Linked DNA regions of Homo sapiens: region 2 is linked to region 1. The links are chromatin loops, found by intact Hi-C in ENCODE. Cell type or tissue: heart right ventricle. All regions are shown on one strand. Links, peaks and the distances in the headings refer to the core of each region. The heading gives the core; the rest is flanking DNA. Region 1 overlaps PCNT (pericentrin). Region 2 overlaps DIP2A (disco interacting protein 2 homolog A).

Region 1 (12,461 bases), core at 3,011-11,010:
GCTGGCACTGCCCAGTGTCACTCAAGGCCACTCACACCCAGGATGACGATCGTGATATTTCATATGGGCAGAAAGGGTAATGCTAATGTTTGTCTTTTTCCCTATACACAGAAACTCGGCAAACACAGTTCTCCTTTCTATACTTGGACTTAATGTATAGAGCAGCATGATTTCTAAGCAAAGTTTCACTTAGGACAGCATTTTAAATCATTCATTCCAGAGGAAAGCCACGGGGCCTGGCAGGCGGTGGCTTCCCGTGCTCGGTGGCGCGCCTCCCGGCTGGAGGTTTCTGAGCTCTGCAGAAGCGTCCAGCCACAGGCCTGTTGCCCCCGTGGGCCCCTGGCTCTGCCTCACGGCTGGACGAAGTGATTCACACACAGGCTCCTCAGAAACCTGTCTTGTCTCTCTTGAGCCGTGAGCTCTTGTTTAGTTTTGCATAATGGTCACTTGGGGCGCGTATGCAACTTTGAGTGCCCATTTATTTTTACAGGACAGTTAATGATTGGACGTCATCCAATGAGAAAGCAGTGATGTCTTTACTGCACACGTTGGAGGAGCTGAAGTCTGACTTGAGCAGGCCCACCTCCTCCCAGGTAAGGGGTGAGCGCCCCCAGGTCCCTGGCCTGGCTCCTCCCCCAGAGGGGCCCTCTCGGCAGCTTTGTGGTTCTTTTTCACGCTTCCCCATTGTTCTTCCTCCCTCGCTGCCTTCTCTGAATTCATGGTTGCTATCTGGGTGAGTGGGTGGGGTCGACCCTGTGGGCCGAGTGGGGACGGATGTCCTCCATGTCCTGGGGCACTTGTGTGGTCTTCGGGGGCTGAGCCCTGCTGCCATGGGATGCTGTGTGACTGTGTGGTCTTCGGGGGCTGAGCCCTGCTGCCATGGGATGCTGCGTGACTGGTAGAGCCCCCTCACATGCTGCTCGCTGTGCATGACCTGGACACATTGCAGGTCGCTGGTCAGGAGGGGCTATGGTTCTGCTCTGGTGCTGGCGGCCGATGTTCACCTCCACCTGGCCCAGCCTGCTGGCTTTGTGTTTGCGTTGACGGCCTTTGCTAGAAACAAAAACCCAAGTCCTCCTTGGAAAGTCTGAGCTCACTGTAAGCTGCCTCTGAAGGAGGTGGGAATCTGGCTGCTGGTATAAATTCTTGATGTGTGTTCTGTGGCATTTATGAAATCATGACTTTGATCGTGGAGCCCACGCATGTGAGGTGCAGGGGAGCTGCGCCGCTTACCCTCTGGCCCCGCCAGCTGAACGTCGTTGTGGGTGGGGTGCACCCTGCCCCCTGTGTTGGGCCCTGGTGACCTTTCAGCGTGCCCACCCTCCACAGGCTGAACGTCCTTTTGATGGTGGAAGTAATAAACCTGTTTTGAGGGGCTTCACATCCGCCCCCTTGGGATGAACTAACAACGGTCCAGCCACCTGTTAATTTCAGTGCTGTTAGAACAACCAAACGGGCTATGCTTTGTGACAGGCCTGCGTTGTTCATACAAGCCAGTTGCGTGCAAAGTCTGTGATTCAATGACTTTTACAATTTTCTGCCAGCTCCACAAGCTTCTCATTGAACCCCAGACACATTAATTACAATCCCTAAAAATAACTGTTGACAAAAAACACAAGTAATGTTCATGCCCTTTAACAACAAATTCTTACAAATTTATTTTCTTTTCTCCAAGAAAAAAATGGCAGCAGAGCTGCAGTTCCAGTTTGTGGACGTCCTGCTGAAAGACAATGTTTCCCTCACAAAAGCGCTCAGCACGGTGACCCAGGAGAAGCTGGAGCTGAGCAGAGCCGTGTCTAAGCTTGAGAAGTTGCTGAAGCACCATCTGCAGAAGGGCTGCAGCCCAAGCGTAGGTGTCTGTGCTTAACTCTTACCTGCCTCAGCCTAACCCACCATGGTCCAGAGCAGCTCCACCCCACAAGAGGCCGGGCTCCCTTTAGGGACCTGGGGATGTGGGCGTCACCTTCTCCCTAACCGCCAGGCTCTGTTGCCTCTGTCTGAAGCCTTGCTAAATGTTGTGGGATGTTTGAACATCTCAGCCGACTTCCAGCTCCGCCACAGACGGCGTCCTCACTGACCCTGACCGCTACTTGATGTTTGGTGCATGTTCATAAAAGGGTATTTTGACTAAGAATATTATAATCTGATCTAATTTAGAGTTTTAGTTAAAGTGATTTATAATTTTTTTTTTTTTTTTTTTTTGAGACCGAGTCTTGCTCTGTTGCCCAGGCTAGAGTGCAGTGGTGCGATCTCAGCTCACTGCAACCTCCACCTCCCAGGTTCAAGCAATTCTCCTGTGTCAGCCTCCCAAGTAGCTGAGATTACAAGTGCCCGCCACCACACATGGCTAATTTTTATATTTTTAGTAGAGATGGGGTTTTGCCATGTTGGCCAGGCTGGTCTCAAAATCCTGACGTGATTCCGCCCACCTCAGCCTCCCAAAGTGCTGGGATTACAGACATGAGCCACCGTGCCCGGCCTAAAGTGACTTATAATTTTCATAATGGTATAGTTGGATAGAGTTATCTTCCGGAATGTCTCATTTTTTTTTCTTTTGTATTTAGGCTATTTTGTTTGTGATTTGCTTTATTTTTTATAACTTTTTAAAAATTATTTTTAAATTTACATACAGTAAAATTTGCCCTTTCCTGGTGTAGTGTCATACAAGTTCACACACACACACATCCCTGTAACCTTCATAAGTAACCACCATTCACAGAGCACACAGCGATGGCCCCCCCAAAAAGAGCAGCAGGCATCTCCGCCTGCCACAGGCCCTGGCTCTCTCCCAGAAAGGTGTGTCAGTGGAACCAGCCCGTCTGGGACCTCCTAAACTGGCTTTTTTCACTTTTTGGGTTTTTTTTCTGAGACAGGGCCTTGCTGCATCTCCCAGGCTGGAGTGCAGTGGAGCAGTCACAGCTCACTTCAGCCTTGACCTCCCAGGTTCAGGGATCCTCCTGCCTCAGCCTCCTGACCTGCAGTGGTGTCAGCAGCAACCTGTGCACGTCCTCCCGTACACTCTTAAGTCATCTCTAAGATCACTTGCAGCACCTCATTCAGTGTAAATGCCACGTAAATAGTTGTCATCCTGTATTGTTTAGGGTGTAGGGGCAAGAAAAGAAGCACACGTTTGGTACAGACACATCGTTTTTTCTGAATATTTTTCACCCACAGTTGGTTGAATCCATGGATGTGGAACCCACAGCTGTCGAGAGTTGACTGTGCTTGTAGTTACCAGTGGTTGGCATTTCTAGGACCGGAGAATATGAGAGTGTTTAAGGCTTAAAGCTTTGAATTTGGGGTGATTTTACAAAGAATTGGTTTTCTGTTTCTGTTAAAATGTACCTTTTTTGCAATCATACTTCAGCAAGTGGCATGTCGTAATTACTCCATGTTAATTCTTTGGCTGATCACAGCACGGCGTAACCTAGGCCCTGCTGAGGGGGTGCTGAAGTTGAGGAGGGGCCAGGTGTGGTGTGGTCAGCCTGGCCTCCCCGCACATGGCCTTCTCCCTCACCTGCCCCCGGCTGCGTCTCTAAGATGCTCTTGTTGACGAGCAGCTCTGTAGACAGCGCTGGCTGTGCTTCCTTACAGAGGTCGGAAAGGTCTGCTTGGAAGCCAGACGAAACGGCTCCACAGAGTTCCCTGAGGCGCCCAGACCCCGGCCGGCTTCCACCAGCTGCCAGCGAGGAAGCACACACCAGCAATGTCAAGGTAGGAACGGTGCCACGAGTATAGAACTTTGGTGCTTTTTTAAGTCCTGGGTTTGCAAATTGCAGGCAAAGCATTTTTGTGACCACAAGGTTCTCGTCTGCCGGGTGTAGCAGTCACATCACTAAAGGAAAGGACGTTCACAGAATAAACTTCGGCTTGAATTTTGTTTTAATTGTGCACAAATACTGAGTTTCTGTGCTTGTTAAGCGTGGAACGTGGAAGGCTTTGACAAAGTCAGCAAATGGCGGCCTCTGCAGCCTGAGGGAGGCCTGGCCCAGGGGCTTGCCGGGATTCGGCCCAAGATCTGCTGCAGTCTCCTGATGGCACACGGTCCCCACCCCGTGACGTCCATCTCATGCCCAGTTTGGACCTTACCTAAGGGGTGAAATGCAAGAAGCTTCATAGGGGCTCATTTGATGATGCTGTGGAGAGGAGCTTGTGGTCCTAGATCTTGTCTGACAAACACAAATTGATCTTCCAACAGCAAGGTTGTTTCTGGCCACAGATACTGTTGGAAGGCCGATGGCTCTGTGATGATTTGATGGGAAAAAACAATCTGACTCTTTGGAAAGAGCAATGGTGTTAATGTGCTTTTGTCAGCAAGACAGTCTTTGTTTCCTATGATAAAATTTTACTGCTTTTTTTCTTTTAGATGGAAAAATTGTACCTGCATTACTTGAGAGCAGAGAGCTTTAGAAAAGCTCTGATTTATCAAAAGAAGTATCTTTTGCTGTTGATTGGTGGATTCCAGGATTCTGAACAAGAAACACTCTCCATGATTGCCCATTTGGGGGTATTTCCTTCCAAAGCAGAACGGAAAATCACATCTCGTCCTTTCACCAGGTTCCGCACGGCCGTCAGGGTGGTCATTGCAATATTAAGGTAAATGCCATGACGTTCAGTCAGTGCGTTCCGCGTCTGTCTCCGTGAGTGGGCAGCACACTGCATGGTTTTTTGGTCATTTTATTCCTTGAAACTCCATAATATGTTCTTTTTAAAGATGAATGGCATTTGAGGCCTTAGAGAAAATACAGATGATGAACTTGTCTTCAAGAAGTCATGTGTATGAATCTCTCACCTTCTAAAACTAAAGATTTAAGGGCACCTTTGTATTACAGAGGAACATCTTGACTTTTAATGGGTTTCGTGCCACAAAGAACGTGCTGAATTTCTAAAACTGTTTTTCCCCCTAAACACTGTGCGGCTGTGCCTGCTCCCTGATGCCACAGAGGTGTTTCCCAAGGCCACGCGCGGGCCTGTCTGGAGTAGCAGATGCAGCAGAGAGCAGCTAGGAATCCCGCTCCTTTCAGAGACCAGGTGCCGAGCCAGTTCAGTCATCGCGGCTGCAGGCTGGGCCAAAGTGGGGTGCAGGCGAGGCCTCCTGGGTTGCTGTACTCTCAGCTTCTCTGGTCCTGGGGCACTTTGTCTCCTCGTCTCTGAGCTCCCCTGACCGTAGGCCTCCACCGTCCATCCTTCCACCCACCCATCTGTCCATCCTGTGTTCATGGGGAGAACACCCTGCAGGAGGAAGCATTTTAGGCACTAGATAGGGGAGGTAAGCAGACCCAGATCCTACCTCCTGTCGAGGAGGGGAGATCTTTTGAAGGCAGTGGTGTCCCAGAAAGGAGCAGTCTCTGTGTCCCTGTGAGGGCACTGCCTAGGGTAGCTGCCACCAAGGGGCCTTGACAGGTCTTATGGAGGAATCGGCAGTGTCTGCTATGCCTCAAAGGAGGGAAGCCACAGGCATGATGCTTGTTCCGAAGGCCATCCTAGCAGGGCGTCTGGGGCCCTGCACACTGACCTGCATGCCCTCGTCACCTGCACTCTGCATGCTCACCATCTGACGGACTCCTGCGAGGGCTGGGGTCTCCGTGTTCTGAGCCTGTCCAGTGGCATCTGTGACAGGATGAAGATGGGAGGGTCCTGCACACCAGGCGGGAGCGGCATGTGTTTCCTAGTCACTGGTGTGGCCGGCTGACTTTGAACTGGAGTCGTCCTGAGCTGGGCCATGGTGGGTGTCTAGGGGACCATATGGTCCACGGTGGGGCCGCAGTGAGGCTTTGTCAGGTGGTTGGGCATGGGAAGGTCGCCGCCGCCGGCAGCCCTGCGAGCACTTTGGATGTGTGCACCCGGCATGCCAGGCCCGAGTCAACAGACTGGCCGACCTTGGCGTCCTGGTCCCCATGGGCAGCGAGGCCCCCATTCTGCTTGTTTGGTCACAGTGGGGTTTTCATTGCTCTTTCCCTTCCTGTCTTGCCGTACTTTTAAGTGTGTCTTGTCTCTTTTTTTTGTAGATTACGTTTTTTGGTTAAGAAATGGCAAGAAGTAGATCGGAAAGGAGCTCTGGCACAAGGCAAAGCCCCTCGCCCAGGTGGGACTCCAGCTGCTGTTGACCGCTGGACTCACAAACCTTTCTTTCTACTCTTGTTTTTCATTCACTTTGGGTCATTTTTCAGTGTTGATGGGGACGTAATAAAGCACGGTAAGAAAATCCGTGAATTCCGTCAGAGCAGTCGTCCAGAGGGAAGGCGCGCCCGGCGTAGGGAGGTCAGAGCTCATGTTAGCTATGAACACAGGTCACAGGGGCGTACGGCGATGGGAAACACTGAGATGCTCAATATATTGATTATTTAATAGTGTTTAGCAAAATGGTCTTTTTTTATTCCTTAAATCAACTGAAACTCACTTCACGTCTCTTTCCTTGTAGAGCATCATGCTTATTTCTGGCTCACTCACATCTTTGTCTCGGGAGTTCTCTGCCGAGCCATTGCCCCCTACAGCAGAGAGCACAGCTGGCTGCACTAGTGCTGAAGGAGCCAGCCCCAGAGCAGGGCATTTCCAGGGGCTCTTGTCCCAGAGCGGCAGGCGTTGTGTGCAGAGAACGCCCCTCCCACGCAGCACAGAGAACGCGGGGTGGGTGTGTGGCTCCGGGCCTGTGGGGCTTAGGCTGCCTGAACCACCGCCGACTGGCACCATGACTCGGCATTCCTGGAAGTGCCTTACCAAGTTGTTGTTGTTGTTTTGTTGTTTTTTAAGAGACGGGCTTGCTCTATCATCCAGGCTCGAGTGCAATGGCACAGTCACAGCTCACTGCAGCCTTGAACTCGTGGGCTCAAGCCATCCTCCTGTGTCAGCCTCCCCAGTACCTGGGACTGTGGGCATGAGCACTGCGCCTGGCAGCTGTATCAGTGTTGACTCCACATTTTAATAGTTGCTTCTTGAAATTAAAATGCTTTGATTCAGCCTTCAAGCCATCAGGAAAGTTTGCCCCTCTGAGTCACACCTGGTGGTCTCCAGGGTTCCTGCCCCTCCCTCCTGAGCCAGCTCCTCAGAGCGGATAGAGGCAGGACCCCCACCCAGGTCTTGAGACCCCCCTGCCCCGCACTCCCCCGGAGACGGGCTACCCCTGCAGATGCAGATAGTCAAAGCTCAGGTTTCTTCCAAAGCTTTTAAAAAGATATTGTACCTTGAGCACTTTAAAAATGTCTTAAAATTGCCATACAGGCTCTTAAAAGCTTATACGTTTAAACTGTTGATAGATGGGCCTTTACTAAAATGCATTCATTTATTTTCCTAATCCCTTGGTTGTTAAATAATTCTGGGGAAGGGCCCCGAGCACGACAGCCGCAGTCTCCACCCAGAACCAGAGAGTCCCCCCCAACCCGGGATGTACCCTCTGGCCACACCAGGGACCCTGCCAGAGGCCGCAGACTGGCAGCAGCAGCCTCCCCACACAGTGGGGGAAGGTCAGTGTGATGCCTTCAGGCCCCGTCTCCTGCCAGGGCTCTCCCTCCAGCCTACATAGGGCCTCAGAGAAATGCATTTTTAGTTCTGGCTTTGGCCCAGCCCAGGGCAAGGCAGGAAACTCTCCAGCGTGAGTCCGTGAGGGCCAAGAAGTCCCGCCCTGTTCTGGGGGAGGACCTGGCTTTTCTGGTGTCTCTGGTGCCCGAGAGCCCGGTGCTGCCATCTTTAGTGAAAGAGTAAATGGTGGCCGAGGGCTCCTTTTGTGAGGGATGTGCCTTGGTGAAGAAGGCATGTTCCCTGCCGTGAAGATACTTGGAAGCTCTGGGTGGAGAGGGAAAAGGGATACCCCTGGTGCTCCCTGGGCCTGGCGGAAGGCTAGGAGGAAGGACAGCTGAGGTGAGGACTGAGTGGGGCAGGTATCACCCTGACAAACAGTTTGGGAAGATCAGGAAAGGCAGGTGAGACCTGGTGCAGAATCCAGGTTGGGTAATAGATACATCGTCGAAGATGTAGCAAGCAAAGTAATATACTCAACTCTGGAACATTGCACAGAAGCTTTTAAAGCACTCTGTGACACTTTTTGTAATGAGGGATCTGAAGGAAACGGCCCCAGAGTCACCCATCCCCACGGGTCTGGTTGGCGGGGCTGGTGCCTTTCTTCTGCACTCAGTCACCATGGCTCCGTCTGTCAAACTCAACTCTTTTTTTTTTTTTTTTTCTTCTCTTGGTGTGGTAATTTGTTTGAAGAGCCACTCCATCCCCAAATTCAAGATTAGAAAGATCCCTGACTGCTTCTCAAGATCCAGAACATTCCTTGACAGAGTATATTCACCATTTAGAAGTGATCCAGCAAAGATTGGGAGGGGTACTACCAGGTAATGCAAGTCCTCGCCGAGTATTTATTAAGCTGATTATCACTGTACCCTGGAAACGTAGGGTCTGTTGAAAGATGGCTGGTATTCAGCTTAGTAACCAAAGTTTCAGTCTGAACAATCAGTGTCACTAATAGTATTAGAATAGAGGCTACAAGTGAAGAATCTCACAGAAGTCTAAGCCAGTGTACTCAGTGATACGTGCTGAGGTCAGTTTGACTTAATCACCGTCTGGACTTTTTTGTCCTTTCTCTTACATTGATAGCGAACATAAAGATTATATTTCGACCAGGATATAATTTGTTCAGTGTTTCTTAAATATCATAATTTAAACCACTGTATAATTCATATTTTTACCAAAATTTACATGAATTCAGTGATAGTGTTTCAAAATTGTGGAATTCTTTTCAAAAAATCTGTGAAGCCTTGTAACCAATTTGCTGCCTCATTTTTATTTATATGCAGATTCTACTTCAAAGAAATCCTGCCACCCGATGATTAAACAGTGAATAAAATGTCATGGCTCTTTCCTGCGACAATTCTATTTGAGGAAAAGATTTGTTTTTCCCTTTTCCCAAGGAAGCTCGTGGGACAGCATGGGCACTACTCTTCATGTGCGGTGACACCAGCCCCCAGATGCCTTGAATTAAGTGTCCTCACCTTTATGCATGACTGCAAAGCCAGCTGGAGCATTTTCTATGGAGCCTCCGTATGTTTTAGGCCCATGACCTTCGTGAGGTGACGGGCACTCACTCCCATGAGCCCTGGCTGTGTGCTGTTGTGTGCCTATCGGCAGATCCATCCTTCCTGCCTCCAAGGAGGATACACAGAGAATGGCTTCCTGTTGTTTTGTTTATTTTCTTAACGTGTACAGATGGAAACTTCATTTAAAAATAAAAACAAAACAACTCAAAAAGGAATAAAATTTAATCACTGTTTTGTTTGTGAATAGCCCTTGTGTTGTTTTTTTTTTCCATTTTATCCATTTTATCAGTTTGCCTTTCTCACTGACTAAAAAATTGAGCAGAGAGTTTATGTTAAACTCGTAAGTCAAAAATTTTCAGTGGAACCCGGAGCATTCTTGAATAGCCACTTGACTGTTGTTTACTCTTACTTGGTTTCTTATTTTTTTAAAGATGCTGCCACTATGTATCCACCTCTCATGGCCATGCTTTTTGTTTTTGAGATGGGAGTCTCCCTCTGTCACCCAGGCTGGAGTGCAATGGTGCAATCTCGGCTCACTGCAACCGCCGCCTCCTGGGCTCAAGCAACTCTCCTGCCTCAGCCTCCTGAGTAGCTGGGATTACAGGCGCCCACCACCAGGCCCAGCTAATTTTTGTATTTTTAGTAGAGACAGAGTTTCACCATGTTGGCCAGGCTGGTTTGAATTCCTGACCTCAAATGATCCATCCTCCTCGGCCTCCCAAAGTGTTGGGATTACAGGTGTGAGCCACCACGCCCGGCTGGCTGTGCTTTTTTATGTTTCACTCATACTCGCTTAGACTAGACAGTAATACCTAGCCAAGGACCCTTTATCCAAAAATGTACTAGATGGGTATAATTTTTTTATTTTTAGAGACAAGGTCTCGCTCTGTCACCCAGGCTGGAGTACAGTGGCACAATCACAACTCACTGCAGCCTTGACCTACCAAGCCCAAATGATCCGCCTGCTTAGCCTCCCGAGTAGTTGGGACTACAGGTGCGCACCACCACGCCTGGCACTAATTTTCGTATTTCTTTTAGAGACAAGGTTTCACTTTGTTTCCCGGCCTGGTTTCAAGCTCCTGGCTCAAGCAATCCTACTGTCTCTGCCTCCCGAGTAGCTGGGAGTACAGGCACGCACTGCCACATTGAGCTAGTTGTTTTTTGTTTTTTTTTTTTTTTAAGTAGAGATGGAGTTTCACTCTGTTGCCCACACTGGTCTTGAACCCCTAGCTTCAAGTGATCCTCCTGCCTTGGCCTCCCAAAGTGCTGGGAATACAGGCTCAAGACACTGTGTCCAGCCCTAACTTATAGTTTATTGAAGGAAAAATAAATGAAACCATGAGGAAAAAGATGAACATGGGCTATTCTACAGTTAACTGCCCTCGTTTCATCAAAGACAATGGGACATGAATGTGAGGAGCCTGTTCTAGCTTGAAGCCAAGAAGCTGTCAGCCGGGTGTGGTGGCTCACACCTGTAATCCCAGCACTTTGGGAGGTCGAGGTGGCCAGATCACAAGGTCAGGAGTTTGAGACCAGCCTAACCAACATGGCAAAACCCGGTCTCTACTAAAAATACAAAAATTAGCCGGGTGTGGTGGCAGGCCCCTGTAATCCCAGCTACTCGGGAGGCTGAGGCAGGAGGATCACTTGAACCCAGGAGGCGGAGGCTGCACTGAGCCGAAAGTCCTCGGTACCAAAAGGTGCCAGTGAAGACACTAGATTGCAGATAAGGATGTTCCTGTTTTCATTGTGTATGAGCCACCCAGTTTCCCTCAAAAATTGGGATCAATAGCACCAGTTAGTGCAGTAACTCCATCCCTGGGTGTTGGCTCAGGCAGCAGTCTCAACTGCTAGTTCAAAGTTCAAAATACCACCATTGTCGTACCTGGTAGAAGCAGTCCTCCCTTGGGACAGTGGAGTTCAGAGTTACAAGATGAGAAGCAAAAATTCCTTCTGGGGTTACTTGGCATAACAGTAAGAGGGGCCATTCCTATCTGCAGCCCTTAGGTTTCCAAGCCAGCATATGCTGGCTGTGGGAGAAGTAGCACTAGGTATTGTTCAGTTAAAGCCTATACCACATCCTGTATTATAACATCCATATTGACAGGGCATTGTCTCCAATCTGGCATCATAACTGAGCCTTCGGGAGGCCTTTCCACCATCCACTAAGCAAGCTACTTCTGACTGATAGGAGTTTGGGGTAAGATGAGGGCATCGTACAACCACATGCTTAGAGCCACACTTGCTCTCAGAAGAGTTTTCTGGTTAGAAGCGATGATGAATTAGGAATTTGGGAAGTCTGCAAATGAGTGTTGGGCGGGAAAAGCAAATTCATATGCAGAATAGGAATGGATAGATGCAGGGGGACAGCAGAGCTGGAGAACTGCATGGGAGCCTGGGCTACCGTTCATGCTGCCTGCTGCCGCCTCCCTGACCTGCTGGAGGCTTGTCTCCTTTTCTAACACGAGCTGCCTGTCCTACAGTTCCATTCTGACACTACCTAGAGTCAGAATGGACACAGTTCCCACAAGTTAAGGACAAAGTCCTTCCATTTTTAATTAATTTATTTTTGTAGAGATGGGGGGTCTCCCTGTTGCCCAGGCTGGTCTCGAATTCCTGGGCTCAAGTGATCCTATCTTGGCCTCCCAAAGTGCTGGGATTACAGGCGTGAACCACAGTGCCTGGCCTAAAGTCCTTCAATTCTGGTACTACCTGGAGTCAGCACAGACCCTAAAAGCTAAGGACTCAGTCTCCACGTCAGACGTCAGCCACAAGTGGTGTTTCCAGGCTACCCGCAATTCTGCCCAGCCAATTTATAAGTTTGTGGGGTTTTCAGCCCCACCCCTGTAGGTTTAATAATTTACTAGAATGATGCAAAGTACTATTCTTGGGATTACCAGTTTATTATACAGGGTACAACAAAGGAACAGCCAAATGGAAGAGGTGAGCAGGACAGGTATGGGGCTCAGAGCTTCTGTGTCCACTGCAGGCGTGCTGCCCTCCCAGCACTATCGGGGGAACCCATCCCCAATATTTCAACGTAGGTTCTTTCTATTTTCCCTAAGTGTCGGCCAGTCTGAGAAATAGAGTACAAAGAGGAAGTTTAGAGCTGGGCTGCCAGGGGTGACATCACATAGTGGTAGGACCGTGATGCCCACCTGAGCCGCACAACCAGCAGGTTTTTATTAAGGACTTCAAAAGGGGAGGGGGTGTACGAACAGGGAGTAGGTCACAAAGATCACATGCTTCAAAGGGCAAAAGGGAGAACAAAGATTACGTGCTTCTGAGGCCAATAAAGATCACAAGGCAAAGGGCAAAATCAAAAACTCCTGGTAAGGGTCTATGTTCAGCTGTGCATGTATTGTCTTGATAAACATCTTAAACAACAGAAAACAGGGTTCAAGAGCAGAGAACCAGTCTGACCTC
Region 2 (12,461 bases), core at 2,945-10,944, 48 kb after region 1:
CTTATTCAAGGTAAGGTCAATACACTCAGGTGTTACATAGCAATTATATTGTTTCATAACATGTGATTTTTAAATTGTTTTTAGAGTTTAACATTTGTTAGCAATGTTAAACCAACTTTAAACACTGGTATATGTTGATTATTGATTGAGACAGGGTCTCGCTGTGTTGCCCAGGCTGGTCTTGAAAAATATGCCTCTAATATTAAATAATAAAATCCAAAGGCATAGATTATAATTTAAAGCTCTGGCTTGATACAGATCTCAGATCTCATTCCCAAAGAGGATTTATTTTATTTTTATGATTATGAACAACCTGGCACAATTCTTACTAGGGCTAGAGCATCTATTGTAAAGATGTCGGTTCTTCCCACATTAGATTGATTTGTAGATTCAGTGCATTCATCATTTCAATAGGTTTTGTGTGTGTGTGTGTGTGTGTAACTTAACGAGTTAGTTCTAAAATGTATATCCAAGTATAAAAGGTCAAGAGACCCAAAATATTTTCAAAAAAGAATGAGGTGAGAGGATTGGCCCAACCAGGATATGAAGAGTTATTATTAAAGCCGTTGTCACTAAGACAGACTGGACAGCTCAGACAAATGCATATGTGTGCGGACTTTGCACATGGGAATGGTGGTGTGGCAGGCATGGTGCTGGCATAGTTCTTTATCCATATATGAAACACATGACATTGGAGACAAAAATCGGTTCCAGATGTATTAGGCCTAAATGTGAAAGGTCTTTAAAGCCTTTAGAAAATCTTACAGGAAGATTGTTGCCATCTCAAGATAGGAAGGATTTTTTGATGTCACTAAAGGTACCAAAAAGCAGGAACCATAAAGGAAAGGATTGATTAATTGGACCACATTAAAATTAAGAACTTTTTTTCAAACGTCATCATAAAGAGATTGCAAAGACAAACTACAGAGTGTGAGAAGATAGTTGTAACACAAATAAGAAGTAGTATCCAGAGGCCAGGCGCGGTGGCTCACGCCTGTAATCCCAGCACTTTGGGAGGCTGAGGTGGGGGGATCATGAGGTCAGGAGTTCAAGACCAGCCTGGCCAACATAGGGAAGCCTTGTCTCTACTAAAAATATAAAAATTCGCCGGGCATGGTGGTGCGTACCTGTAGTTCCAGCTGCTCGGGAGGCTGAGACAGGAGAATCACTTGAACCTGGGAGGTGGAGGTTGCAGTGAGCCGAGATTGTGCCACTGCACTCCAGCCTGGGCGACAGAGTGGGACTTCATCTCAAAAAAAAAAAAAAAAAAAAAGAACTAAAGAACTAGTATCCAGAATGTACCGAGCAGTGCTGTCCAGTAGAACTTCTTGCAGTAACGGACATGTTCTCTGACTGCATTGTCCAGTATATGAAACACCAGCCATGTATGATGATTGCACATAAGAGGCAAGGTCTTACTCTGTTGCTCAGGCTGGTGCACAGTGGTGTGATCATAGCTCACTGCAGTCTCAAACTCCTGGGTTTGAGCAGTCCTCTCACTTCAGCCTCCTGAGTACATGGGATTACAGGTGTGCACCACCACGCCCAGCTTACTGATTGAGATGGGGTCTCGCTATGTTGCCCAGACTGGTCTTGAACTTCTGACCTCAAGCGAGTTTTCTGCCTCAGCCTTCCAAAGTGCTGGGATTACAGGTGTGAGCCACCACACCTTCCCTTAATTTAATTAGTTTAAACTTAATAGCCAGAAAGTCTCCCAACATGATAAGAAAAGTCTAGTAGAGAAATGGATGAAGATTCAAATAGGTTATTTCATAAGAGGAAATCCAAATAGCCAATGAGCAAATGTAAAGATGTTTAACCTCACTAGTAATCAGAGCAATGCACATTGTAACCACAGCCATCTGTCCTGTTGGAGAGGATTCAATCAGTAGGATGCAGGCAGCTAGTATTACATAGTAAAGTTGAAGAGGTGCAGCAGTTCTTCAGGTACATATTTGCCCTAGAGAAACTCCTATTTGTTTGCACCTTATTCTCTTGTACAAAAATGTTCATTATATCTGTAAACTGCCAAGAACTCAAATACCCATCAACAGAATTCATACAGCGGAAAGCTAAAGACCTACATGCATCAGCAAGAATGAATCTTGTAAACATCGTGAGGATGAAGGAAGCAATTACAAAGGCATATAGCCAATACAAGCTTAAAAAAAGACGCCAAACCGATCTGTTAATATTTAGAGAGCTGGTGTAGTGAGTCCAGAAAGAGAAGGAAATGGTTTTCACAGAAGCCAGCACACCATTTCCTCATGGAAGTTAAATTGGAGAGGGCCACAGGGACCCCTAAGGCACTGAGTGTTTTATTTCATAACCTATGTGGTGGTTACATTGATTGTTTCTTAATAATATTCTTAAACTGCATACATGCTTTGTATTGCCTATATTGGTATGATATATTTTATAACAGATCAACAACAACAAGAAGATTGACGAGGCTCTTTATATGCTGATATTTATTCACCCAAAATAAAAACAAACTCAGAGTAAAATTGGGATTGAAGGAAACTATTAAAATATCTCTAAAGCCCATTTGTCCAAAATCACCAGCAATCATCAAACTAAACAACCAGATACTGTAGCCATTTCCATTCCAAATGGGTAAACAGAAATGCTGGCCATGCCCATTCTTATTACACATTATTTGGGTGGTCACAGCTGATGCAGTGCGATGGAAAACAAAGCAGAATAAATAAATATTAGAGAACAAAAGATAATCATCTTTAAATATAGGTGATATTATTTTATACCTCAAAAACTCATGTGACTGCTCATGTAACTATTAGTAAGTGATTTTGGTTTGATATGAAGATAGAAGGCAAATATGCGGCTTTTCTCTAGCAATATTTCTGTTTTCAAATATGAAAAAATCTTATTCATAATGAAAACAAACTGTCAAATGCTTATTAATGCATTTGGTAAGAAAGACAGAACCTACGTTAGGATCGTAAAATCTATTTGAAAGAAATAACCAAGACCCTAATATATGAAGAAACATACCAGTTTCCTAACTGGAAAAACTTAATACATCCTATAAAACTGGCAGATCTCAAGTTAGTGTGTGAACATAATGTAGTCCAGTCTGAATACCAGGCCTGAGGTTTTCCTAAACCTAGGATTGGAAGTGACCCATTAGAAGAGGCAAAGTTCTGAGAGTAGCCCATCAATTTTTGAAAAAGAACACTGGTGATAAAGGACTGGCATTTGAGTTACTAAACCTGATTGTATATGCTTTATAGTCACAACAGGAGGATGCCAGTGTACAGAGTACACGACCCAGTCAGTGGAAGAAAAGAAGTCCAGAAGTGATTTGAGAGGATATGAAGGAGGAAGGGTTAATTTAATAGCTGGTACTATCCTTCTGCAGGCAAGAACCCTCTTCCTCCTCCCCACCATTAGTGAACATAAACTTCAGAATAATTAAAGTTCTAAATATGTTTTTAATTATAAAAACATACAATTCAGGAGACTATTTGAACACCCCTTTGAGTAGGAATTGTCTTCATAGGCAAGATAGGAGACCTGGGAGCTAGAACAGAAAAGATGGACAGGTGCGATAGGCTCCCTAGAAATGAGAACATTTCAGAATGACTGAGCTGCTACTCGCCAGGCCACAGCTCTGTATGTGTACACAGTTCAGGGTGTCCACAGCAGACAAGGAGTGAGGCTTCCTGGTCTTTTAGTGAGGGTCTTTAGTTGGGTAAAGTAGCAGAAATCCAAAGGAGAGGAAATGTGGATGGGCAATAAATATTAAATTATGTTCAACCTCAGTGGTAGATATGGAAATGCAAATTAAAGGGCACCATTTTTCTCTTATCACATTGGCAAAATTCTAGAACTTTTTATAACATCTAGTGCTGACAGAGAGTGGAGAAATGGCACTTTTCATACATTGCTTGTAGGAGTGTGAATTACTGTAACCTTTTTGGAAAGTTATCTCTTCATATCTGTTAAGTTAAAAATATATCTACTCCTTCATCCAATAATTTCACATTGGGTTTTGTATCTATCTTTGTTGAATAAATGAATCTATCTCAAAGAATAAAAGGATGCATATTTTGGAATACAAGTGTAAGGAAGTCCGTCTGTGTATATGTCACTTTACAGCATGCTTGTTTATCATCCATAAGGTGTAAGACTCTGTATTGTCCGTTGTGAACTTTAAAGTTGTTTTATCCAGTCACAAAAAGCCAAAAGCCAGTAGGGATTCTGCTCATTATGTATTTTGTACATATATATACACACACAGACACACACAAACACACGTGTGTGTGTGGGTGTGTGTGTGGATGTGTGTGTGGATGTATATGTACATGTGTATGCTCACATTTTGAAGGGCTAATACTGATTTCTGTAGAGAGTGTTCCCATTCTCCAGTGCTGTATAACTGACCACCCCAAAATGTACACAGTACTTGAACAACATCAGCAGCATCTGTTCTGCTCATAAATGTGCAGTGTAGGCCCAGCTCAAATGTTACCTTGTCCCTGTCCACAGAGCCAGAGCTGGGTGCTCAAGTCCTGGGCCAACATCCTGTGAGGGCTCCTCAGTCACAGCTGTGGCTGTTGGGGTGGGGAGACTCCTGCTGCCGAGCACCTGGCTCCCCACCCCTGCCTGTGTCTCCCTCTGTCCTCATGTGGCCCCTCCACTGGGGGGCTTAACACTCTAGACTTGGTGTGTGGTGTTGCACAGAGCCAGGTAGAGCCGTGTCGCCTTTCACGACTAGCCTTGGAAGTCACACAGCATCACTTCTGCCACACTGCGCTTGTTGGGGCAGTCACTGACCTGCCCAGGTTTGAGGCAGCGTGGACTCTGCCTCTTCAGGGAGTGGTAAGGGCTGGAGGAGCCAGCGGGACTGCAATTCCTGCTGGCCAATTTTATGAAACATTTTGAAACAAAGGCTAAAGCTAAATGCATATTTTTGTTGAAGCACAGCTGCAGGTTTTGCTTTGTGCTGTCTGCAAATGTCAGCAAATTGGCTTCAAATGATACCAGGGATTTTGTTCAGTGACTTGAACAACTGTTCCCCATTCCTTCGCTCACCGTAATGTGTCTTGAGGGCATCTGTGACCAGGGGACCACTGCCCAGAGAGTGGAGGTCCTGGTGAGGGAGTGTGGAGAGCAGCAGCGTGACCTTGATCTGCCCTGATTTGGAGGCGGAGCAAGTGGGTGGTGCGGCGAGGGCAGCTGGCCCGGCCTGAGCAGGTCCCAGCCTCTCAGCACTTTGGGCCCTGACGCCATCTTTCTAATGCCCCTCTCGCTCTTGTTTTCTCTGACTTTTCACTTTTTTCCTGTTTGTATCAGAGGGCTACTGGTGGACCCCAGTGGTGGTCTGGTGAGCTGTTTCTCACTCAGGGTTTACCGACACTGTAGAACAATGCTGGGGACGAACAGCACGGACCATTTCAGACTTGGAAACGTAATTCAGAGGTGGGCTTTGGGAGGGCTTTCTACCACGGCTCCCACCCCTGATGTGAGCTGCCATGTACTGTGCTGCCAAGGGTACAGGGCCAGCTGTTTGATCATCACCCTTCATGCGGATGGTGAATGAGAGGCAGGGCTGGGTGATGTGGGGAGAGGAGAGCACGGAAGTGGATGTTGCCCTTAACCCACAGCATTTATGCGTCTATCACTGACTTCCAGATTAAAGGCTCTTTGATAGAGGGTATGCAACAGATGAGAAATGTAAGCTGTTTTCAATGGACTTTTTCATAATTGGAAAAGCAAATTGTTCACATAAGGTATTCCCATAAAATTGTGTTTCAGGAATAGACCCATCTCTGCAAGCAGAGAATAGAATTCCTGGGCCCTCACAAACCACGGCCGCTGCACCCAAGCAGCAGAAGTCTCGGCCCACCGCCTCGAGGGATGAGCGCTTCCGGTCAGGTAGGGTCACAGCCTAGGCAGTGGGGAAGGTGGACGGGCCTGGAGCCCTTGGACTCTTGCCATGAAGTCTTCCAGTTATTTTTCCTTTGCCACAATATCTGCCAAAGAAATTATTTTCACATAAGCAGTAATGTACATCATCATATTTTTTTCAAGAAAAACATTTAACCTTCACGTAACCACAGTCTGTTTTAATGTATGGTGTAGCTTTAGTGGCACTTTCTTAGGGGATGCCTACAAAACTCTCTAGAGAAGTCTTCTTCTCACTCTTACTAGAATAATTTCTTTAAAACTTTTGTACACTTTTTACTTTGAAGTTGATACTAATAATTTTTGTGCTTTATGGAGCAGCTTTACTGCTAGGTGCAGGTGTTTTAGTATTTCTTTTTCTAATTTTGGAGATTTCCTTCCAATTAGATTTCTGCCACTCTGTTTGGCAGTGCTTTTATGAATATTTAAATTTGTCTCTGATGTTTTACTTGAATCAATAGAATGGCCATTGAAAAAAATTCACATTTTCTATTATAGTTTATATATTAATAACTTGAGCACGTTATCTATTTAATATTTTCACCACTGTGTGGTTGTATATTTTCTTCACATTTAAGCTCTTTTGACAGGCCTTTTTCAGAAAAAATTTTAATAGGGATAATGGTTGTTTTAAGAATACTGAAAACAAAGATTAAGATTTTAAATGTTTTTTCAACAGGGAGTGTAAAGAAATAGTCTAAGAAATATTCGAACAGATAATGTCTTACCAATTTGATACACATTTATAAAAAACTTTATCATGTGGCAAACAGCTTCTTCTCTGATTGTATAAATAATATATGCTTAGTGTTAAATATATAAAAAATATTATACCAAATTTAAGGACAAAGTTAAAAATCACCTGATACCCCTGAATCCTGAGATGGCCGCCCTCAGCATTTCACTGAGCACTGTTGTCCTCATGCCTGGATGCAGATGCACGCACACATGTGTACTTTCCATGAGAGTGGTCCTAGAAAAGGTCTCCTCCTTTCTGCCGCTCCTTATTTTCTACATGTCCCAGCTCTTCTCCCCAACCCTGTTCCCTGCTCATGGAAGTGATGTTAATAAACTGGTTTCTGCCCTTGTGAAGTTTATACTAGGTGTATTCTTTATCTTTTGAATACAGGTCTTTTATCATAAATATGATTTGCCAATATTTTCTCTCAGGCTGTGATTTGTCTTTGTGTTTCTTTAAAGTATCTTTTGAAGAGCAGAAGTTTTTAATCCTGATGAAGTCTAAGTTATCATTTTTTTAAATTGATAGTGCTTTTGTTCTTGTGTTTAAGATATCTTTGCCTAACCCAAGATTACAAAGATTCTCTCTTGTGTTTTCTTGTACAAGTTTTGTAGTTTTAGGTTTTTTAGTGCCATTTTAGTGCCCTTAAGTTTGTGATCTTTTTTTTTAGTTAATTTTAGTGTAAGTACAAGGTATGAATCAAAAGTTTACTTTTTTGCATGGAGGTAGTCAGCTGTTCCTGGGCCATTCCTTAAGCCTATGCTTTCTCCAGAGAATTCCCTTTGCACTTTTTTCTAAAAGCAGTTGCACATAAATGCGCGCATCTATTTCTGGACTCTCTGTTCTGTTCTATTGATCTATTCGTCTGTCTTTATGGCAAAACAGTGTTCTCTTGATGATCATACCTTAATAATAAGTGTTAAAATCAGTAGTGTTAGTCCTTCAACTTTGTTTCTTATCTGTGTTCTGTTGTATCTAATGTGTCTTTTTTCCTTCTTGCACCTTTAAGATTTTTCTCTTTATCACTGTTCTGTGGGCTCGATTATATCCTCTCTGAAATTCCTATATTGAAGCCCTAACCCCGGTGGGATGCTATTTGGAGTTTGGTCCTTTGGGAGGTAATTAGGTTTAGATGAGATCATGAGGGTGGGGCCCTCACGGTGGGATCGGTGCCCTTATAAGAAGAGGCATTGGCCAGGCGTGGTTGTTCACGCCTGTAATCCCAGCACTTTGGGAGGCTGAAGCAGGCGGAGACCAGCCTGGCCAACATGGCAAAACCCCATCTCTACTAAAAATACAAAAATTAGTCAGGTGTGATGACACATGCCCATAGTCCTAGGTATTCTGGAGACTGAGGCATGAGAATCGCTTGAACCGGTAGGTGGAGGTTGCAGTGAGCCAATATTGCCCCACTGCACTCCAGCCTGAGTGAGACTCTGTCTCAAAAAAAAAAGGAAGAAAAAAAAAAGAGGCACTAGAGCTTGCTGGCCCCCGCCCTGCCCCATCAACCTATGAGTACAATGGTTAGAAGGCAGATGTCTGTAAGCCAGGAAGAGAGCCCTCACCGGACACCAACCATGAGGCACCTTGATCTTGGACATACAGTCTCCAGTAAGAAAAATTTGTGTTGTTTAAGCCACTTAGTTTATGCTGTTTTGTTATGGCAACTGAGCAGACTAAGATGCTGGTGTTGAGTGATTTGATTATGATGCACGTGGGCTGGTTTTGTTTCTTGTGCTTGGGGTTTGTTGAGTATTTTTGGATCTGTTGATATACCCTATCAGGTTGATATTATCTATATTTTTAGTTCTAGGTTGTTTTTAATCTATACTTATTTTCCTTTTTTTCTAAGACAGCAATAATGTTTAGGGGAATCACAGTAACTTCCAAATCCATCACAAGGGTCTCAGTTTGTTTCTTGCTCTCTTTTCGTGAGTGCCTTTTTCCATGAGTGTTTTCAGTTAAGTCCTTGTGTGGAAATGCTTTTCGAACCTTGTATGTCTGATAATATTTTTATTAAATATTCATATTTAAATGATAATTTGGCTGGATATAAAATTCTAGGTTTAACACTTTTTGTCTTCAAAACTATTGCTTTTTTGTGCCTGGTGTTACTACTGAGTATTGTCAGTCTGTTTCTTGATCTTTCAAGGTGATTTACCTTTTTCTCTGGAAGCTTTTAGAATTGTTCTGTGTCTTTGATATCCATGAATTTCCTTTATCATATGTCTAGGTGTGAATTCTTCACCTTTCCTGAGTAGGAAAAGGTTTAACCTGGCCCTACAAGCCATTTAAATGTGAGATTTTTAAATGTTTTCAGACATTTGTTGGGGAAAATTGAAGCGTCTACAAAACTGGCCATCATTGTATTATAGCTCCCCTGGACCCATAGTCGAGCTCCAGAAATTCTGGGCCATCCATGCCCTGCCTTGGATTAATCTATACTCTACCTGCTTCCTCCCTTCCCATATGGTTTCATAGCAAATCTCGGATATGTTATTTCATTTAGATGTCATAATATTCTCGATCTCTGTCATTTTGATGTCGTAATAGTCTTGGTTTCTGTATCTGAAAAGATTGTATTTCTAAAAGATAATGCCATTTTCACAAAGTAATTAACAATAAATACTTCCTTAATAGCAAATATTCAGCCAATGTTCATATGGCTTTTGCTCGTATGGCTTCTAAGGAACAAGTTTATTTGGACCCAGGATTCAAATAAGAGCTACACATTGCAGTTGGTTGGTAAGTGTTTTCAGCCTCTATGAACCTTAGTTTGTAGGAGAAGCTGAGCTGTGTTTGTCTGATGGTTCCTCTTGGTGTCTCTGACATGCTTTTTAGGTCACTAGGTTTGATGAAAGTCAGGTTACAACGTTCAGCTGTTTACAAGACTGTCATGGGTGGCCCTGTGTTCCTCCACCAAGAGGCCTGTTGGGCCTGACTCTTGGCTGTTCACTGTGGTGCTTGAAAACCAGTGATTTTTCTCAGTTCTTAGATTGATTTCCTTTGGGCTGCAAAATGGTGAAATTTAGATTCTGACATTCCTTCTTCACTCAAAGGCCAGAATATTTCCGTAAAGAGAAACTTCTGTTATTTACAACTTGGTACAGGAAAGAAAGTCAAGATGAATATTTAATTCTTTCCATTTATTTACTAGTTTTCAGAACAATAGGTTGAGTCACTGGCCTCCTCCAATGGCAACCAATTGATTGCGTTTCCTCTTTTCCTTTTTCTTCTTTTCTTCTGTCAGTATCATATTTGATGTTTCAGTCCATTTTAGTATTTATTCTTACCGATATTCAGATTGTCCCATTCTTCGCCATTGGGAATCTCTTCAAATTGGCTCGAGTTGTTTGACCATTTCCTGGTTGGCTGTTAGGATAAGAAGTTCTAGGTTCATCCTGGGCATTTCTCCCCTGCTCCAGAATCTGCCATTTCTAAGGGTTTTTTTTAAGTGAGGATGGTGTTTCAAGACCACAGTCTGGGCACTAGGATGCTGATTGCTATTGGGCTGATTGTTGTTTGTAGACATTTTCACTGTACAGAGGTAAGACAGACTTTTAAAAGACAGGATACCACATTTGTTTGTAGTGACATAATCTATTCAGATTCAGAACTGCAGGGTCTGTACTTCATCTCTCTCTCTCCCTCCCTCCCTTCCCTCCATCCCTCCCTCTTTCTCTTTCGCTTTTTCTCTTCTCTTCTCTTCTCTTCTCTTCTCTTCTCTTCTCTTCTCTTCTCTTCTCTTCTCTTCTTTCTCTCTCTCTCTCTCTCTCTCTCTCTCTCTCTCTGTTTTTGAGATGGAGTTTCACTCTTCTTTCCCAGGCTGGAGTGCAATGGCGTGATCTCGGCTCACCACAATCTCTGCCTCCCGGGTTCAAACGATTTTCCTGCCTCAGCCTCTCAAGTAGCTGGGATTACAGGCATGCACCACCATGCCCGGCTAATTTTGTGTTTTTAGTAGAGACAGGGTTTCTCCATGTTGACCAGGCTGGTCTGGAACTCCCGACCTCAGGGGATCCGCTCACCTCGGCCTCCCAAAGTGCTGGGATTACAGGCATGAGCCACTGTGCCCATCCTCTCTCTCTCTTTCTTTTCTTCCTTCCTTCCCTTTCTTTCCTTCTTTTTCTCTTTTTCTTTCTTGGGTTCTCACTCTGTCACCCAGGCTGGAGGCAGTGGTACAGGCATAGCTTACTGCACCTTGGAACTCCTGGGCTCAAGTGATCCTCCAGCTTCAGCTTCCTGAGTAGCTGGGACCACAGGCGCATGCCACTGCACCTGCCTAATTAAACAAAAAAAATTGGGCCAGGTGCGGTGGCTTACACCTATAATCCCAGCACTTACAGAGGCCAAGGCGGGCGGATCACCATGTCAGGAGTTCAAGACCAGCTTGGCCAACATAGTGAAACCCCATCTGTACTAAAAATATAAAAATTAGCCGGGCGTGGTGGGGGGTGCCTGTAATCCCAGCTCCTCGGGAGGCTGAGGCAGGAGAATTGTCTGAACCCGGGAGGCGGAGATTGCAGTGAGCTGAGATCACGCCATTGCATTCTAGCCTGGCGACAGATCGAGACTCCATCTCAAAAAAAAAAATTTTTTTTTCAGAAATGTGGTCTTGCTGTGGTGCACAGGCTGGTCCTGGCCTCAAACGATCCTCCTGCCTCAGCCTCCTAGAGCGCTGGGATTACAGGCATGAGCCACTGTGTCCAGCCTACCTCTTTCATCTACATTTGTATCTCCTCTCCCTCATGAGTGTCCAAGCTCTAGCTATGGTAGAATCAGACTATTAAGTGCTTTTCATTTGCCATATCCCACAGGACTCACGAAGAATCTATATGACAATGCCTTCACTGCTATCAACAATATGAGAGAGTTTAAAAGTTTTTGTTCAGTTATTTTTGTCCTTATTAGATATTTCTGGAAGTAGAGGTTGACCAGTCTAACTTCAGTGTTTTAAAGTCAGCTGCAATAGTTTAAACCAGGGGTGTCCAATCTTTTGGCTACCTTGGGCCACGTTGGAAGAAGAATAATTATCCTGGGCCACACATAAAATACACTAACACTAACGATAGCTGATAAGCTAAAAAAAATTGCAAAAAAATCTCATAATGTTTTAAGAAATTTTACGAATTTGTATTAGGCTGCATTCAAAGCCCTCCTGAGCCATATGAGGCCCATGGGCCACGGGTTGAACAAGCATGGTTTAAACCAACAACTAGATACACATTTAGGCTCATTTGTTTCACTTTATTTTCAATTTTGGGGATTTCTCTTTTATTCAGTTTTGATTTATAACTAAGGAAATATTTACAAGATTCCAAAGTTAGATCTACAAACAAAGAAATATTTAAAGAAATCTAGGACCAACATGTGAGGATAGACAGAGAGAGCTTCTATTCCTTTTACCCCCACTGAAAACAAACAAAAACATGAAACTTAATTTGTTACTTTATAAACAGTCTTGTAAAAAGTATTTTTACTGCTGTCCTTCCTGTGTAGATGTCCACACTGAAGCCGTGCAAGCAGCTTTGGCCAAATACAAAGAGAGGAAGATGCCTATGCCTTCGAAGAGACGTTCTGTCCTTGTGCATTCGTCTGTGGAAACCTACACCCCTCCAGGTATTGATAAACAATGTCAAGTGTGGCTTTTTTTTGAGTGTTTCACAGGCCTGATGTTATCCTATTTACTTCCCATTGAGTTGGAATATCCGTCTGGCCTGTAGTATAGATTGGACGCATTTGGAGATTAAAAATGTTTGCATATGCTCGTATTCCTTACCTGAAAATCTAT

The links. A loop is a pair of places that touch in the nucleus more often than their neighbours do. Peaks named below come from ENCODE experiments on the same cell type or tissue, not always from the same donor. Only the 100,000 strongest peaks of a DNase experiment are listed, where the experiment ranks them.
Region 2: a loop joins it to region 1, with 5 times the contacts of the local background. A loop is called at or near these places in 4 of 110 quality-filtered maps.

What each region holds. Positions count from the first base shown.
Region 1 is chr21:46,436,489-46,448,949 of GRCh38, forward strand. It overlaps PCNT (pericentrin), which reads left to right. Exons shown (of 47, transcript NM_006031.6): 40 at 491-593; 41 at 1,676-1,849; 42 at 3,595-3,714; 43 at 4,367-4,596; 44 at 6,009-6,085; 45 at 7,322-7,460; 46 at 8,206-8,333; 47 at 8,796-9,281. The coding sequence ends at 8,839. It overlaps LOC124905046 (a long non-coding RNA gene), which reads right to left. Exons shown (of 2, transcript XR_007067915.1): 2 at 11,923-12,461. Among named protein-coding and RNA genes, the nearest start is that of DIP2A, 16 kb to the right of the region's middle. RefSeq lists an enhancer at 7,045-7,964. In heart right ventricle, for the core only: no CTCF peak of the experiment used is centred there; no DNase peak of the experiment used is centred there; H3K27ac peaks cover 1,860 bases.
Region 2 is chr21:46,484,819-46,497,279 of GRCh38, forward strand. DIP2A (disco interacting protein 2 homolog A) reads left to right here. Exons shown (of 38, transcript NM_015151.4): 2 at 1-10; 3 at 5,782-5,901; 4 at 12,170-12,289. Among named protein-coding and RNA genes, the nearest start is that of DIP2A-IT1, 29 kb to the left of the region's middle. In heart right ventricle, for the core only: no CTCF peak of the experiment used is centred there; no DNase peak of the experiment used is centred there.